Linked DNA regions of Homo sapiens: region 2 is linked to region 1. Evidence: chromatin loops called from intact Hi-C (ENCODE). Cell type or tissue: endothelial cell of umbilical vein. All regions are shown on one strand.

Region 1 (8,000 bases):
TCCAGAACTTGAGTGCATGAAGTAACTTACTTTTTTTTTTTTTAAATCACTGTTGATTGTTTTATCCACATCTCTTTTCATTTATTCTTATCTGTTCCCATTTTTTTTAATGGTCCATTTTGTATTATCTCTTGTTCCTTTCTTTGATGATATTTTTCCCACCTTTCCCTTTAGAATTAGATTTCCTATTGGTAAAACATTTTGGCTGTTATAATCCTTGTTTTATGTTTATAGCCTTGGCTTCCTGACAAGTGCACAATTTGGGATTTTCTAAGAAGTTGACATTTGTTGCTGAAAACCCAGTAAGGCTTTCCACTGCCTATAGGATAAAGTTTAATTCTTTAAGTATTTAAACTCTGTCCCCTCTCCCCCACACAAATCTTAACCATTTCTGAATTTATCATATTTTCAGTCAAAACAATTTATTTTCTCTCTCTTGAACTTGATTGATTTGTTTCGGCCTTTAAATTTTTGCTGTTATGGCCAGGCACGGTGGCTCACGCCTGAATATGGGAGGCCGAGTCAGGCGGATCACCTGAGGTCAGGAGTTCGAGACCAGCCTGACCAACATGGAGAAACCCCGTCTCTGCTAAAAATACAAAAAATTAGCTGGGCGTGGTGGTACATTCCTGTAATCCCAGCTACTTGAGAGGCTGAGGCAGGAGAATCTCTTGAACTCGGGAGGCAGAGGTTGCGGTGAGCCGAGATCACCATTGCACTCTAGCCTGGGCAACAAGAGTGAAACACTATCTCAAAAAAAAAAAAAAACCAAAAAAAAAAAACCAAAATTTTTTTTACTGTTATTTTCCTACCTGGAATGTCCTCTCTTGTTCCTTCTGTTCAGCTCCTATCTAGATATGTTTCTAAACCCAGCTTAAATCCCTTTTCCCTGAAGGACTGCCACTGCCACCGCCACCAACTAACTCTGTGTATAGGGCTTAAGTTTCTTTTCTGTCTCTCTCTCGTGTGTGTGTGTATGTGTATCTATGTGTGTGTGTTTATAAATATGAACACATACACATACAATTATTTTTGGTGTAGGATCTCGCTTTGTTGTCCAGTGGCAACATCATAGTTTTAATTTTTATTTATTTATTTATTTATTTACTTATAGAGGCAAAGTCTATGTTGCCCAGGCTGGGTTTGAACTTCTGAGGTCAAGTGATCTCTCCTCCTCGGCCTCCCAAAGTGCTGGGATTAGAGACACGAGCCACCGTGCTTGACTGGGCCTTAGTTTCTTAAAATGAAGTTTAGAATGGATGTTCTTTGAAGTTCATTCCTTTTTTTCTTTCTTTTTTTTTTTTTTTTTTTTTTTTTAAAGACAGGGTCTTGCTCTGTTACTGAGGCTGGAGTACAGTGACATGATGATAGTGCACTGCAGCCTCGACCGCCTGGGCTCAAGCAATCCTCCTGCCTCAGCCTCCCAAGTAGTTGGGACCACAGTTGCATGCCACCATGCCCAGCTAATTTTTTTTTTATTTTTAATGGTGGGGTCTCACTGTGTTGCCCGGGCTGGTCTTGAACTTCTAGGCTTAAGTGATCTTCCTGCCTCAGCTTCCCAAAGTGCTGGGATTACAGGCGTGAGCCACTGTGCCCAGCCTTCATTCTTACTTAAAATTCTATTTTAAAATCTTACCAGTCAGCTCTAGCAAACAGTAGTGTTAGTCTCTGAACTTCAATAGCAGTTATTGTCTTTACTGTTCACTATTATATAATACCTTGTGATGGATTGTTTGCCGTATTCTTATTTCTTACCATTTATCACACAATTTATCATGTATCACACAATTATTCTTGAGATTTGAGAAGTTGAACTAATAGGAAGTATGATATAAGGGAAAGCAGATTGGCCTAGGAGTTGAAAGATTTTTGTTCTAGCATACATTTTGTTACCCAGTACCCTAGAGACTTTAGTCACTTAACCTCTGTAAGACATAAAGACCTTTAAGAAGATTCACTCAAGTCCATTAGAAGTAATATCTTTAAGGAAAAAATTCTAAGGTGGTAGTGATTTGATGAATTTAAGACTGTTTGAAATGGTAGTATGGATTTTGTGGCACATTTCATTAGAATTCATTGCCTTGTGTATGTTTGACTCGATTTCCTGCAACAATGTTTACTGCCTACTTTAAGTTTGGGTGTAACTATTAATGAGGGATAATAGTTAAAATTTTTACAAACTGCTGGTGGTGGTTTATTATAGAAAAACCATTAGTGGTTATTCACTTTGTAATAGAATCAAAAAATGATTGAAAATGCTGTATTTTAAATTTGATATGGAACAGCTTGCCCAAGCTATTATTTACAACAGCCTATAGACAAAGCTGTTGTGTATGAGTAAATGAAGGTTAATACACAACTCTTAAAATTGGAAGCAGTTTGGTGAGAATGTGAGGAATTGCCATATCACCTAAGAGCTTAGCTTTTCTTTCTGTAGATGGTAGGAAATGAGACGGACCAATTGTAAAAGTCCTCCCTTTTATTTCCTCAAACTTTGTAGTTCTCTTGCTTATAAGGAAGGAGAAAATAGAAATCAGCAGTATCCTGCTTAGAGGAATTGATTGTAGCTCTGTACATGGGATTAGACTGGTCTAACGGCAGTAAGGTGGTTGTCCAGGTCAGGAAGAGGATATTACATTGGTTGGAATAACAAAACAGTTCCATTTTAGGTTTTTGTCTTGGTTTGAGGGAAGCACAGGCATCCTGAAGAGCCGTAGTCTCTTAATTTCAGGGAGAATTTTTTCGTTTTCATAATAAAAATTCTAACCTCTAAACATTCTTTTTGATCTCTATGATGTCCTTTTATAGCTGACTAAGGAACTTTAATTTCAGTAAATTTTTGGATTAGGATTTTTAAAGGCAAGTTTGACTTTTGATTTTTAAATGACCGACTTTGTCGTAAAGTTTGGGATTAGGGTGAAGTGTTGCTGTTTTAGTCTGTGAGGGCTACCATAACAAAATATCACAGATGGAGTGGCTTAAACAAATTTATTTTGCAACGGTTCTAGACGCTGGGAAGTCCAAGAGCAAGGTGACTTATAGATTAACACCTTGCTGAGCACACTTATACCCTTCTTGTGTACATGCAGAGAGAGATCTGGTGTCTCTTCCTCTTGTAAAAATGGCACCAGCCCTGTCAGATTAGGGCCCTGCCCTTATGGATCTCATTTGACCTTTATTACTTCCTCACAGCCCTATCTCCAAATACAGTTACATGGGGGGTTGAGCTTCAACATATGAATTTTTTTGGTGAGGGGACATAATTTAGTCCATAGCAGTGGCCTTTTTTGAATGATGAAAGTATTCAGCTAGAATTGCAGTTTGTCCTTCTGCCACTTGGTGGTGCTGCGGTATAAAAGAAGCTGCACGGCTTGACCGAGTGACATTACCAGTTGTAAACCAGATGGTTATTCCATTCTTCATAGTTTATTAATGCCTCGTTTTTCCTTTTCATTTCCACTTGTATTAACAGATGAGGAGAGATTTTGTTCTAATTTTCTAGCTACTGATTAGACTTAGGCTGATGTTTTGAGCACTTTTTTTTTCTTGCATTTAAGTTACATACATTTAAGTTCTACCATGGGTGCTTACAATTTTAAGTTGCTAATAGCATTTTTATTTAGCTTATTATGGCATTCATACAGTTATATTAATGTTGTTATTTTAGTATAATTGGCATTCCAGAGGTGTTTTGTTACACTGTAGCAGAATTTGACACATCCTCAAACAGGGAAGGGTCTGTGGGCTAAGCCTAAAGCAGCAGTGGCAGACAAGCTACTTAGGGAGAAGGTGTAAGTAATTATCAATAGAGAGCTAAGAACAGACCTCTTTTTAGCAGACCTTTTTTTTGGGGGCAATCTTAATTAGTAATTTCCAATCTTCTATTTGACCTTTTGGCTCACCTTTGTTAATTTGACTATTTCTGGATAGTTTATTCAGTGAAATAGATTTAGGACTGTCAAAAGACAAAATCACAACAAATTTAAAGATTGCAATGGGTTTATTTGCAATTTTAGAATTATGCAACATTTTATTCCATAAAATAAAATGAGCATTCCAATGGCTGAGCAAAGGAGGTAGGCTTTAAAGACAGAAAAGAGCTGAGGAAAGCAGAACCAAAAACCAAATGTACATTGGCGTTTCAAAGTTAGTTTTCTTCTAAAGGTTAAAGCAGAGGGGACTTCCTTATCATGCTAACTGAAACTGGTCTGTTTTGGGATTTGGCTATTAGCTCTTTTTCTCCACATATCTTGAAGGTTAGGAGAACAACTTAGTTTTGGTTTGGTGACATGGAATGTTAGCATGAGTAATTCCATTTTGTTTAGGTCTGTTGGGGCCTAGTGTGGGAATGCAGTCCATACCGTGGCCTCCTATAAGTTCTATTTAACAGGACAAAGATGTTTTCTAGATATTGTCGAAGGCATAATAATCTCAATTGTATTTTTGTTGTGATTTGTGGTGAAACATCAACTTTCTTGAGAATAAGCGAATAATACTTAGCTGTTCACTTGTGGTTTCAAGATTTAATATATCGTTCCTTATTATTTGGCAAAGCAGTGTTTTAGTGTAATGAAACTGACTTTCATGTGCACTTATATAATTTAATAGAATTAATACAAAGCAACTATTGGTCAGTTTATTCTGCCTCTTCCTGTAGGCTTATAGGATGAAGATTATAGACAGGATTTCATTGTCTTTGTACACTGCTGCTCTTTGGGTTACACTTTTTCTTTTTCTTTTTCTTTTTTTTTTTTTTGAGACGGAGTCTTGTTCTGTCACCCAGGCTGGAGTGCAGTGGTGCGATCTCAGTTCACTGCACCCCAACCTCCGCCTCCCGGGTTCAAGTGATTCTCCTGTCTCAGCATCCCGAGTACCTGGGATTACAGGCGCACGCCACCATGTTTGGCTAATTTTTGTATTTTTAGTAGAGATGGGGTTTCACTATGTTGGCCAGGCTGGTCTTGAACTCCTGACCTCGTGATCCACCAGCCTTGGCCTCCCAAAGTGCTGGGATTACAGGTGTGAGCCACCGAGCCTGGCCCTTTGGGTAACACTTTAAAAAAAATTTTATTTGTGGATTTTTATCTGCTAACATTTGAGAAGTTGATACTCCTTCTGCTAGGAGAATTAAACGCTATATTATAATACAGCAATAGATTTGATTCACAGGAGGTGTGGTATAAAAATTTTTGTCTTTGGTGTCTGTTTATATATTTCAACTATTATAACTTTTTCCTGGCAAATATTTGATGAGAATACTTGCCTAATTTTACAGGCAAATCTGTTTTATCACTTTTAGAATTGATTGGACAGTTTGAATCTACCTCTTTTAGTGCTGGTGGCCCTTGCTGTTTTGCCTCATATTGTACTACTTCCTCCCTTGTAATTCTTAAGCTGTAGCCATTCCTGGCTATCTAAACAGAAGGCCTTTTTTCTTCTTGTTGGTTTGGCAAACTCCTATTTATCTTTTAAGTCCTAGCTCCAGTTTATCCAGCAGAATAGGCTGCTGTCCATAACCAAAGAAGACCATCCCCCAACTCTCAAAGACGTCTACTAAAGGCTGAGTTGGGCACTCTCCTCCTACCTCATAATACTTATATCATATTAAAATTTTTTCTGTTGTAGACTGAACTCCTTAAAGGGTGCTGCTTGCGTTATTCATTACTAAATTCACTGCCTAGAACAGTGCCTGTCATTTACTAAGCACAAAGTACATAGTTGAGTGAAAGCACTAAGAACTAAACATAGCTACGTGACCCCATAAAAATTACATTGAGGATGAGATAGTGTCGTATGTAGAGAAGAATAGATTAATTCAAAGAATAGACTTTAATGTTACACCATAGTTGCTATATTACTTTCGATAAATGTGTGTGCAGAGTTTTTTATTATTGCTGAATTATTTAAGAGTAAATTGCAAACGTAATGCCCCTTTGTCCTTAATTGCTTCTGCATGTATGTTTTAAGAACGAGGAGTTCTTTTAGGGCAATCACAGTGAAATTCTCAAATTCAGGAATGTAACATTGATATGGTGCTGTTTGTTATCTAATGGACAGTTCATATTCACATTCACTAATTGCCCATTATGATTCAGCAGTTCCCACCCATTTGCCTACCCAGGATCCAATCCATGCTTACTTGCTGCATTTGCATTTAATTGACACGTCTCTTCAGTCTCCTTTAATCTGAAACTCTTCCTTACTTTTTCTTCAGTACTTTCTTTTATTAAGCATCTAGTTAGATACTGTTGGTAACACAAAGATAACAGGCTCTGCCCACGAGGAATTCAGATTATACAATTTACTTTTAGCATAATTTCCAATTATGCAGATTCATATGACTAGCTATGTATACTTATTTCTGATTTTTGAGGCATTATTCAAAGAGCAGAGCTAAAGAAAATAACTATAAAACTAGAATTAAGAAACATATAAAAATTACTTTTTAAACCTTTTTCTGTTGTTTTTTTTTTGAGATGGAGTTTCGCTCTTGTTGCCCAGGCTGGAGTGTAATAGCATGATCTCGGCTCACTGCAACCTCCATTTCCTGGGGTTCAAGTGATTCTCCTGTCTCAGCCTTCCGAGTAGCTGGGATTACAGGCATGCGCCACCCCGCCTGGCTAATTTTGTATTTTTAGTAGAGACGGAGTTTCTCCATGTTGGTCAGGCTGGTCTCTAACTCCTGACCTGGTGATTAGCCTGCCTTGGCCTCCCCTTAGTGCTGGGATTACAGGCGTGAGCCATCGCACCCAGCCTTTTTTTTTTTTTTTTTAAAGACAGGGTCTTGCTCTGTCATCTAGACTGGAGTGCACTGGGATGGTGATCACGGTTCACTGTAGCCTGGAACTCCTTTGATCAAGTGATCCTCTCACCCCAGCCTACTGAGTAACTAGAAAAACAGGCGTGCGGCCGGGCATGGTGGCTCATACCTATAATCCTAGCACTTTGGGAGGCCAAGGCGGGTGGATCACCTGAGGTCAGGAGTTTGAGACCAGCCTGGCCAACATGGTGAAACCCTGTCTCTACTAAAAATACAAAAATTAGCTGGGCATGGTGACAGGCAGCTGTAATCCCAGCTGCTCAGGAGGCTGAGGCAGGAGAATTGCTTGAAACTGGGAGGCAGAGGTTGCACTGAGCCAGGAGCCCACCATTGCACTCCAGCCCGGGCAACAAGAGCGAAACTCCATCTCAAAAAAAAAAAAAAAAAAAAAGAAGAAGAAAAACAGGGGTATACCACCATGCCAGGCTAATTTTTATCTACATTTTTTTGTATAGATGGAGTCCCACTGTTGCCTAGAATGGTCTCGAACACCTGGGCTCAAGTGATCCTCCCTCTTTGGCCTCCCAAAGTACTGAGATTGCAGGTGTGAGCCACTGTGCCCAGTCCTGTTTTTTTGAAGTGCAATTACTGGTCTCGAACACCTGGGCTCAAGTGATCCTCCCTCTGTGGCCTCCCAAAGTACTGAGATTGCAGGTGTGAGCCACTGTGCCCAGTCCTATTTTTTTGAAGTGCAATTACTTGTCTAATACACACACACACACACACACACACACCCACACACCCTACCTGAGTTTTTAATATATTCTTGATCTTAATGGTGTCTTTGAAGACAGTTGCACATATTGATAGGTAAACTTTTAAGTAAACCAGCCTTAATTGTTAAAATTATAAATCCAAGCCATCGAGATTAATTTATTAATCAAAAACATTATTAAGCTCTATCTCAAGCAGTAGATTAGACCTTAGTTTCGAAGGAAAGGAAAACCAAAGCATCTGGACTTTTACTCTGATTGGAATGCTCAGACAGCTTGCATGAGTCAGTTCCACATCATTGATGATTTAATTACCTTACCTTCTGTATATAAATGTTAAGATTTGGAGAGTGGGAAATCTTGAAACCTCTATCACTAGCCTTCAGAATTTTATTCTGGGAAAGATATATAGTTTGTGTGTGTTTGAATGTCAGCAATCAGGTCTACAGTGGACTGGTTCTCTATAT
Region 2 (8,000 bases), 84 kb after region 1:
GCTGTCCACCAAGCAGACCAAACAGGCATCTACAGAACTCTCCACCCCAAATCAACAGAATATACATTCTTCTCAGCACCACATCACACTTATTCCAAAATTGACCGTGTAGTTAGAAGGAAAGCACTCCTCAGCAAATGGAAAAGAATAGAAATTATAACAAACTGTCTCTCAGAACACAGTGCAATCAAACTAGAACTCAGGATTAAGAAACTCACTCAAAACTGCATAACTACATGGAAACTGAACAACCTGCTCCTGAATGACTACTGGGTACATAATGAAATGAAGGCAGAAATAAAGATGTTCTTTGAAACCAATGAGAACAAAGACAAAACATACAAGAATCTCTGGGACACATTTAAAGCAGTGTGTAGAGGGAAACTTATAGCACTAAATGCCTACAAGAGAAAGCAGGAAAGATCTAAAATCGACACCCTAACATCACAATTAAAAGAATTAGAAAATCAAGAGCCAACACATTCAAAAGCTAGCAGAAGGCAAGAAAAAACTAAGATCAGAGCAGAACTGAAGGAAAGAGAGACACAAAAAACCCTTCAAAAAATCAATGAATCCAGGAGCTGGTTTTTTGAAAGGATCAACAAAATTGATAGACCGCTAGCAAGACTAATAAAGAAGAAAAGAGATGAATCAAATAGACGCAATAAAAAATAATAAAGGGGATATCACCACTGATCCCACAAAAATACAAACTACCATCAGAGAATACCATAAACACCTCTACACAAATAAACTAGAAAATCTAGAAGAAACAGATAAATTCCTGGACACATACACCTTCCCAACACTAAACCGGGAAGGAGTTGAATCCCTGAATAGGCCAATAACAGGTTCTGAAATTGAGGCAATAATTAATAGCCTATCAACCAAAAGAAGTCCAGGACCAGACAGATTCACAGCCGAATTCTACCAGAGGTACAAGGAGAAGCTGGTATCATTCCTTCTGAAACTGTTCCAATCAATAGAAAAAGAGGGAATCCTCCCTCATTCATTTTATGAGGCCAGCATCATCCTGATACCAAAAACTGGCAGAGACACAACAACAAAAAAAGAGAATTCCAGACCAATATCCCTGATGAACATTGATGCAAAGACCTCAATAAAATACTGGCAAACCAAATCCAGCAGCACATCAAAAAGCTTATCCACCATGATCAAGTGGGCTTCATCCCTGGGATGCAAGGCTGGTTCAACATATGCAAATCAATAAACGTTAATCCATCATATAAATAGAACCAAAGACAAAAACCACACGATTATCTCAATAGATGCAGAAAAGGCCTTTGACAACATTCAACAGCTCTTCATGCTAAAAACTCTCAATAATCTAGGTATTGATGGGACGTATCTCAAAATAATAAGAGCTATCTATGACAAACCCACAGCCAATATCATACTGAATGGGCACAAACTGGAAGCATTCCCTTTGAAAACTGGCACAAGACAGGGATGCCCTCTCTCACCACTCCTATTCAACACAGTGTTGGAAGTTCTGGCCAGGGCAATGAGGCAGGAGAAAGAAATAAAGGGTATTCAATTAGGAAAAGAGGAAGTCAAACTGTCCCTGTTTGCAGATGACATGATTGTATATTTAGAAATCCCCATCACCTCAGCCCAAAATCTCCTTAAGCTGATAAGCAACTTCAGAAAAGTCTCAGGATACAAAATCAACCTGCAAAAATCACAAGCATTCCTGTACACCAATAACAGACAAACAGAGAGCCAAATCATGAGTGGACTCCCATTCACAACTGATTCAAAGAGAATAAAATACCTAGGAATCCAACTTACAAGGGATGTGAAGGACCTCTTCAAGGAGAACTACAAACCACTGCTCAACGAAATAGAAGAAACAAACAAATGGAAGAACATTCCATGCTCATGGATAGGAAGAATCAATATTGTGAAAATGGCCATACTGCCCAAGGCAATTTATAGATTCAATGCCATCCCCATCAAGCTATCAATGACATTCTTCACAGAATTGGAAAAAAACTACTTTAAAGTTCATATGGAACCAAAAAAGAGCCCACATTGCTAAGACAATCCTAAGCCAAAAGAACAAAGCTGGAGGCATCATGCTACCTGACTTCAAACTATACTACAAGGCCACAGTAACCAAAACAGCATGGTACTGGTACCAGAACAGAGATATAGACCAATGGAACAGAATAGAGCCCTCAGAAATAATACCGCACATCTACAACCATCTGATCTTTGACAAACCTGCCAAAAACAAGAAATGGGGAAAGGATTCCCTAGTTAATAAATGGTGCTGGGAAAACTGGCTAGCCATATGTAGAAAGCTGAAACTGGATCCCTTCCTTACACCTTAAACAAAAATTAATTCAAGATGGATTAAAGATTTAAATGTTAGACCTAAAACCGTAAAACCTCTAGAAGAAAACCTAGGCAATACCATTCAGGACATAGGCATGGGCAAGGACTTCATGACTAAAACACCAAAAGCAATGGCACCAAAGGCAAAATAGACAAATGGGATCTAATTAAACTAAAGAGCTTCTGCACAGCAAAAGAAACTGCCATCAGAGTGAACAGGCAACCTACAGAATGGGAGAACATTTTTACAATCTACCCATCTGACAAAGGGCTAATATCCAGAATCTATAAACAAACAAATTTACAAGACAAAATCAAACAACCCCATCAAAAAGTGGGTGAAGGATATGAACAGACACTTCTCAAAAGAAGACATTTATGCAGCCAACAGACACATGAAAAAATGCTCAGCATCACTGGCCATCAGAGAAATGCAAATCAAAACCACAATGAGATACCATCTCACACCAGTTAGAATGGCAATCATTAAAAAGTCAGGAAACAACAGGTGCTGGAAAGGATGTGGAGAAACAGGAACACTTTTACACTGTTGGTGGGACTGTAAACTAGTTCAACCATTGTGGAAGACAGTGTGGTGATTCCTCAAGGATCTAGAACTAGAAATACCATTTGACCCAGCCATCCCATTACTGAGCATATGCCTAAAGGATTATAAATTATGCTGCTATAAAGACACATGCACATGTATGTTTATTATGGCACTATTCACAATAGCAAAGACTTGGAACCAACCCAAATGTCCATCAATGATAGACTGCATTAAGAAAATGTGGCACACATACACCATGGAATACTACTCAGCCATAAAAAAGGATGAGTTCATGTCCTCTGTAGGGACATGGATGAAGCTGGAAACCATCATTCTCAGCAAACTATCACAAGGACAGAAAACCAAACACCACATGTTCTCACTCATAGGTGGGAATTGAACAATGAGAACACCTGGACACACGGTGTGGAACATCACACACCGGGGCCTGTCGTGGGGTGGAGGGAGCGGGGAGGGATAGCATTAGGAGATATACCTAATGTAAATGATGAGTTGATGGGTGCAGCACACCAACATGGCACATGTATACCTATGTAAAAAACCTGCACGTTGTGCACATATACCCTAGAACTTAAAGTATAATTAACAACAACAACAAAAAAAAAAAAGAAAAGAAAAAAGAAAAATCACCCCTCCCAGAGCTTCTGTTGGTGTCCTATTTATTTCCTTCTTGGATCTTTCTTATCATCTTATTTGTTTTCTCTTTGGTCTATTTTCCCTAACAGAATATAAGCTCCATGAGAGCAGGGACCCTTTCTGTTTTACTTTGCTTTGCATGCCACATAGCCTAGCATATAGCAGATGCTTAACACAGATTTGCTAAAGAAGGAAAACATTTTGGTGGGTAGGGATGACCCCCCCTCCCCTGCCAATCATGAAGTTAAAGGCTAACATACTTTGAGAGTAATAGGCCTCCAACTTTGAGGTAGTTAGAATAGCAGACATCAGGATATACTGGTAGCTTATTTCTAAGAACCCCCAGGTTCCCGCAGCAGCTAGGATCACAGAGATGACAATGGAGGTGAGGTCAAAGGGTAAGGGTTGGAATTCTGTCTCAGCTACTTAATAGCTCTGGATTTAAGGCAAGTCACTCAACTTGGGACTTCAAAGCCTTTGTTTTCTCATTTGCAAAACAGGACTACTCTACCCTCACAAGCTGAGGATTAAGTGGCTGTCTGCGAGAGCCCTTTGTAAGCTGTTAAACACCATAATAACATCAGCTACCAGCAAAATATTTCCCCCTTCTTTGGTCTCTCCTGGGTGTATATAACGGAGTAGAAAGCAACTGCCCTATTCAAGGTCAGCCACAGATCCAACTTGTTAAAGCCCAGAATCTGTAGAGAGGAGATCCTCACTAAATCGAGGTCCCCCTGAAGGCATCTGACTTCATTAAATTGCAAAGGGCATATCTGATTCAATTTTTAAGCACTCCCAGGGCAGTGATACTGAAAAGACTGCTTCTTTACTGCCACTAAGTAATCACCAGGATTATCACTCTTAAGTATTCTGGATTTAATAAGGAAACCATTTAATTTCAAGATTTAAAATGACCTAGATTGCCAATTTACCTTAGTTCTCAAGAACTGTATTAAACAGCTTCAATCAGGCAGGACTAACATGATAATTCAATTTATTCTGGTTTGCCATACACAAGAGGAATGGAATTAAGCAACAGCGGATGGGGAACGGTATCCCTATTTCTTCCTGGTTAGCTCATAAGTCTTTCAAATTCTTACAATGCTCTCCCACTAAAGATTGGTAGGTCAAGGCAGCCACACCACACTCGGATGTGACTCAACAGTCCATTCTGCCACTGCAGAACCAATTCTGAGGCCAAGTGGTTTCCATGGTTTTGCCCTGGTCATTCTCCTTTGCTTTGTTAGCAACTCCCTCATCACTGGCATGACACATAAGAGAGTCTTTGCCAACAGGCAAAAGGGCAAACTGAAACTACCTCTTTTGTAAGACTTGAAAAGAATCCATAAAATGGGGTATATGGTAAAATTACTCTAGGTAGGACAGTTAGGATAGGATGTAGGGATCCAAGACTGAGCACATTTGCGAAGAACATAAATAAAACTAGGCAACCATCAGGAAGATGATCTAAATCAGCATGCCTGGTCGATGCCAGGAATGGCTCTACCAGATTGCCTGTGCTGTTTCCAGTAGCTCCAAGTGCCTCTAGGATGCTGACTCAACATTCCAGAACTCCCTTCTGTGGTTCTCTGCAGCACAGGCCTGCATGCTTGGCAGCCACCTGTGACCTACTTGCCATTCTGTAGGGACTGCTCCCAGGACTCACTATGTAATTTGCAAGGTCCAGTGTGAAACGAAAAAGTGGGGTCCGTTGTTTAACAATATTAAGAATTTAAAACGTTGACAGCAGAGCAGTGAAGCAAGTATGGCACCTTTCTAAGCATAAGGCCCATGTGAATGCCAGGTCACAGCCATGATGGCAGCTCAGACTGCTGTGAGCACTCCTCTGATGACCAAGGTGGTAGGAACTTCCATCCCCACCAGCCTGACGGTACTGCTCTATGTCACAATACATAAGCCACCTTGAACAGATCTTTGGAAAGAGAAGTGAGGAGTAGCACCTCCTCCCTGCCCCACAATCAAATCGATACGATCTCTCCTCACCTATTCAGCCGTTCTGTTTCCACCTCAAACTCTCTAATCTTGCTTTCTGAGATGGCAGATCCGTGTGAGTAGAGTGTTTGGAAAATCTCTTGGATATTGGAGCAGTCCTGAAGTGAGTGGGCCAGGTGTTCAGCCACACTGCTGGATACCTGCAAAAAGAAGCATTAATTCCCCTTTGGAACATATCATTTCAGAGATGCATGTTTTGCATGCAAAAGAATTTAAAGCTGATATTCCGTGAGAATCGGGGACTGGGAGGATGGTTACCCTGAAGGTTCTCAGTTTGTAGGATAGAATCCTAGTATGAAAAGCTAACTATTAAATACTATAAAAGCAGTAGAAAAAAAAAACCAGGATCAAAATATGGCTCCTTCCCCAAGCACGTGGTGCTGGGCAGCCAGGATGGGGAGATCATGCCTTCTTGGAGTTCCTTAAATTCTGAATGTGGAACAGAGTCAGGATTTCTTTCCCCTATCCTGAATTCCCTGCCACTCCAGGCCACTGTTTTTGGTTTCTGTAGCCCAGGAGAGGGGCTGACTCCTTCATTTTCACAATTTGGCTTTGGCACAGAATCTGAATGCATGCATTTTTGCTCAGTGTAAAATTCTAAATTAGGGCCTTAAAATGCTATTCAGGCTCTCTCTGCCTCTGAGGATCAAATAGCTGGCTCTCTAAGCCTCATCCCCAATCCTAAAAGATCCCTTAAAGAAATGAAACTACTCCTTTTCACCATCCATCAGCTCTTACAGTCCCAGGGGGTTTCCAGACTCCACAAATGAAAACTCTGGAACTAAAGTGAAGGTTCTGGTCTTTCCCACCACTGGGCTAGGCTTCAAAGACAACATTCCTCCTCAGTGGAAAGCACATCCCCTTTCAAGATGGATGTGCAAAAGACAAAGTTATTTTAGAGCTCTTGGTCTCTGGGGTAGCAGGGTGATATAAGACAGATACTTCAAGACTTTCATCTATATCACCAAGAACTGGACCTAAATCATTTGTTTCTGAATGGTTTCAAGGAAAGGAAAAAAAATCTCCCTTAAAGCTGAAGAAGTAATTCACCATATGGATGGAAATCATCATACATTTTAATTTAATCCTTTGGAAGGAAATCAGGTATGATTTACTATTATAACTAACTGGTTTATTGGAGATAGACTTTGGAAGTTCTTCTGTCATCTATAATCCATTGTCTGTGTAGCTCTGCCGGGTACTTTCTTGCCTTGCTTCTCATGAACACTCACCCCTATGCTACTGATTTCTGAGCCCAGGACTGGCCGATCAGATGATGACGATTCGGACCTTGTCTTTGATAGCTTCACCCTCTCAGCAATCTTAAAAAAGAAAACAAAACATTATAGAAAACTACACACCACTCCTCAGATAAACTGTTGGGACTACGCTTATACAGGGCTACTTTTTAGCCATGTCAACTAAATGATTAAAGAACTTAAGAACAGCTCACGTCCAATTTTTCTACCACCAGCTTAAGCCAGGGCCTTTCAACTTCAGCACTGCTGATATTTTGGCTTGGATAATTCTTTTTATGGGGGTCTGTCCTGTGCATTGTAGGACATTTGTCAGCATCTCTGGCCTCTAGCCACAAGATGCCAGTAGCACTCCAATTGTGACCATCAAAAATGTCTCTAGACATTGCCAAATGTCCCCTGGAGGATGAAATCACTTCTGGTTAGAAAACACTGGTTTAACCTAACTTATTAAACTTGATAGTTAAGAATCAACCTTATTGTGGTGGCTAGCAGAGCTACCAGGCAAGCCAACAGGCATAATTTTAATCATCTGAGACAGACTCAACATAGGTACTGGGGGGCTGTGGCAGTGAGTCAGTGGGGCTACTTCTCACAGCTGCCACAGCCTGTCCATCATAATCTATTTTTCTTTTTTTGTGGCAGAGCTGTCAGTCTTGTGAGTGGGGAGATCATTGGTTCATTACTCAAGGTCCCTGACTGGGCTGAACCTTAGTCTTTGAGAGCAACTCTGTCCACTGTGAAGTACTGGAGCACTTGACAAAACGTCTCACTCTCCATAATGACTTGTCAGCTGTGACATTCTCCAGCTGGCTGATTAATGAGAGCTGGCGTCCAGGTTGCAGCTGAGAGAGACTTAAAACTATTAGTGGGTTATCTCTCCTTGCAGCTCCTGCATAGAAGGCCTGCGTAAGGTCCCAGGGGAAGCCCCTTGTGCTGTCTCAGCTAAGGGCATGCCTGTACAGTGGCTAGGATGAGCCTGGTGCTTCCAGATAACAGGAGGTGTTCCCGCTCATCGGGTCCATCCCCAGGAACTCACCTTGGCGATGGGAATGTCATTGCTGCTGCTGCTTGTGCTCAGCTCCCCAGTGCTGGGGTTAATCGGGCGGTTGGTGGAAGTGAGGCGGCCAGGGCTGGAGGGACCTGTGGCCTGCACGCTCTGT

Evidence for each region. A loop is a pair of places that touch in the nucleus more often than their neighbours do. Peaks named below come from ENCODE experiments on the same cell type or tissue, not always from the same donor. Only the 100,000 strongest peaks of a DNase experiment are listed, where the experiment ranks them.
Region 2: it touches region 1 in a loop (2.4-fold over the local background); 4 of 110 quality-filtered maps call a loop at or near these places.

The regions. Positions count from the first base shown.
Region 1 is chr5:112,992,872-113,000,871 of GRCh38, forward strand. The region is part of intron 4 of DCP2 (decapping mRNA 2); the gene reads left to right. Among named protein-coding and RNA genes, the nearest start is that of DCP2, 20 kb to the left of the region's middle. In endothelial cell of umbilical vein, a CTCF peak has its summit at 3,322 (motif pointing right); a DNase peak (open chromatin) is centred at 3,350.
Region 2 is chr5:113,077,288-113,085,287 of GRCh38, forward strand. It overlaps MCC (MCC regulator of Wnt signaling pathway), which reads right to left. Exons shown (of 19, transcript NM_001085377.2): 9 at 7,877-8,000; 10 at 6,814-6,903; 11 at 5,573-5,721. Among named protein-coding and RNA genes, the nearest start is that of DCP2, 100 kb to the left of the region's middle. RefSeq lists enhancers at 3,621-4,542, 4,538-5,737. In endothelial cell of umbilical vein, no CTCF peak of the experiment used is centred here; a DNase peak (open chromatin) is centred at 4,754; H3K27ac peaks cover 1,757 bases.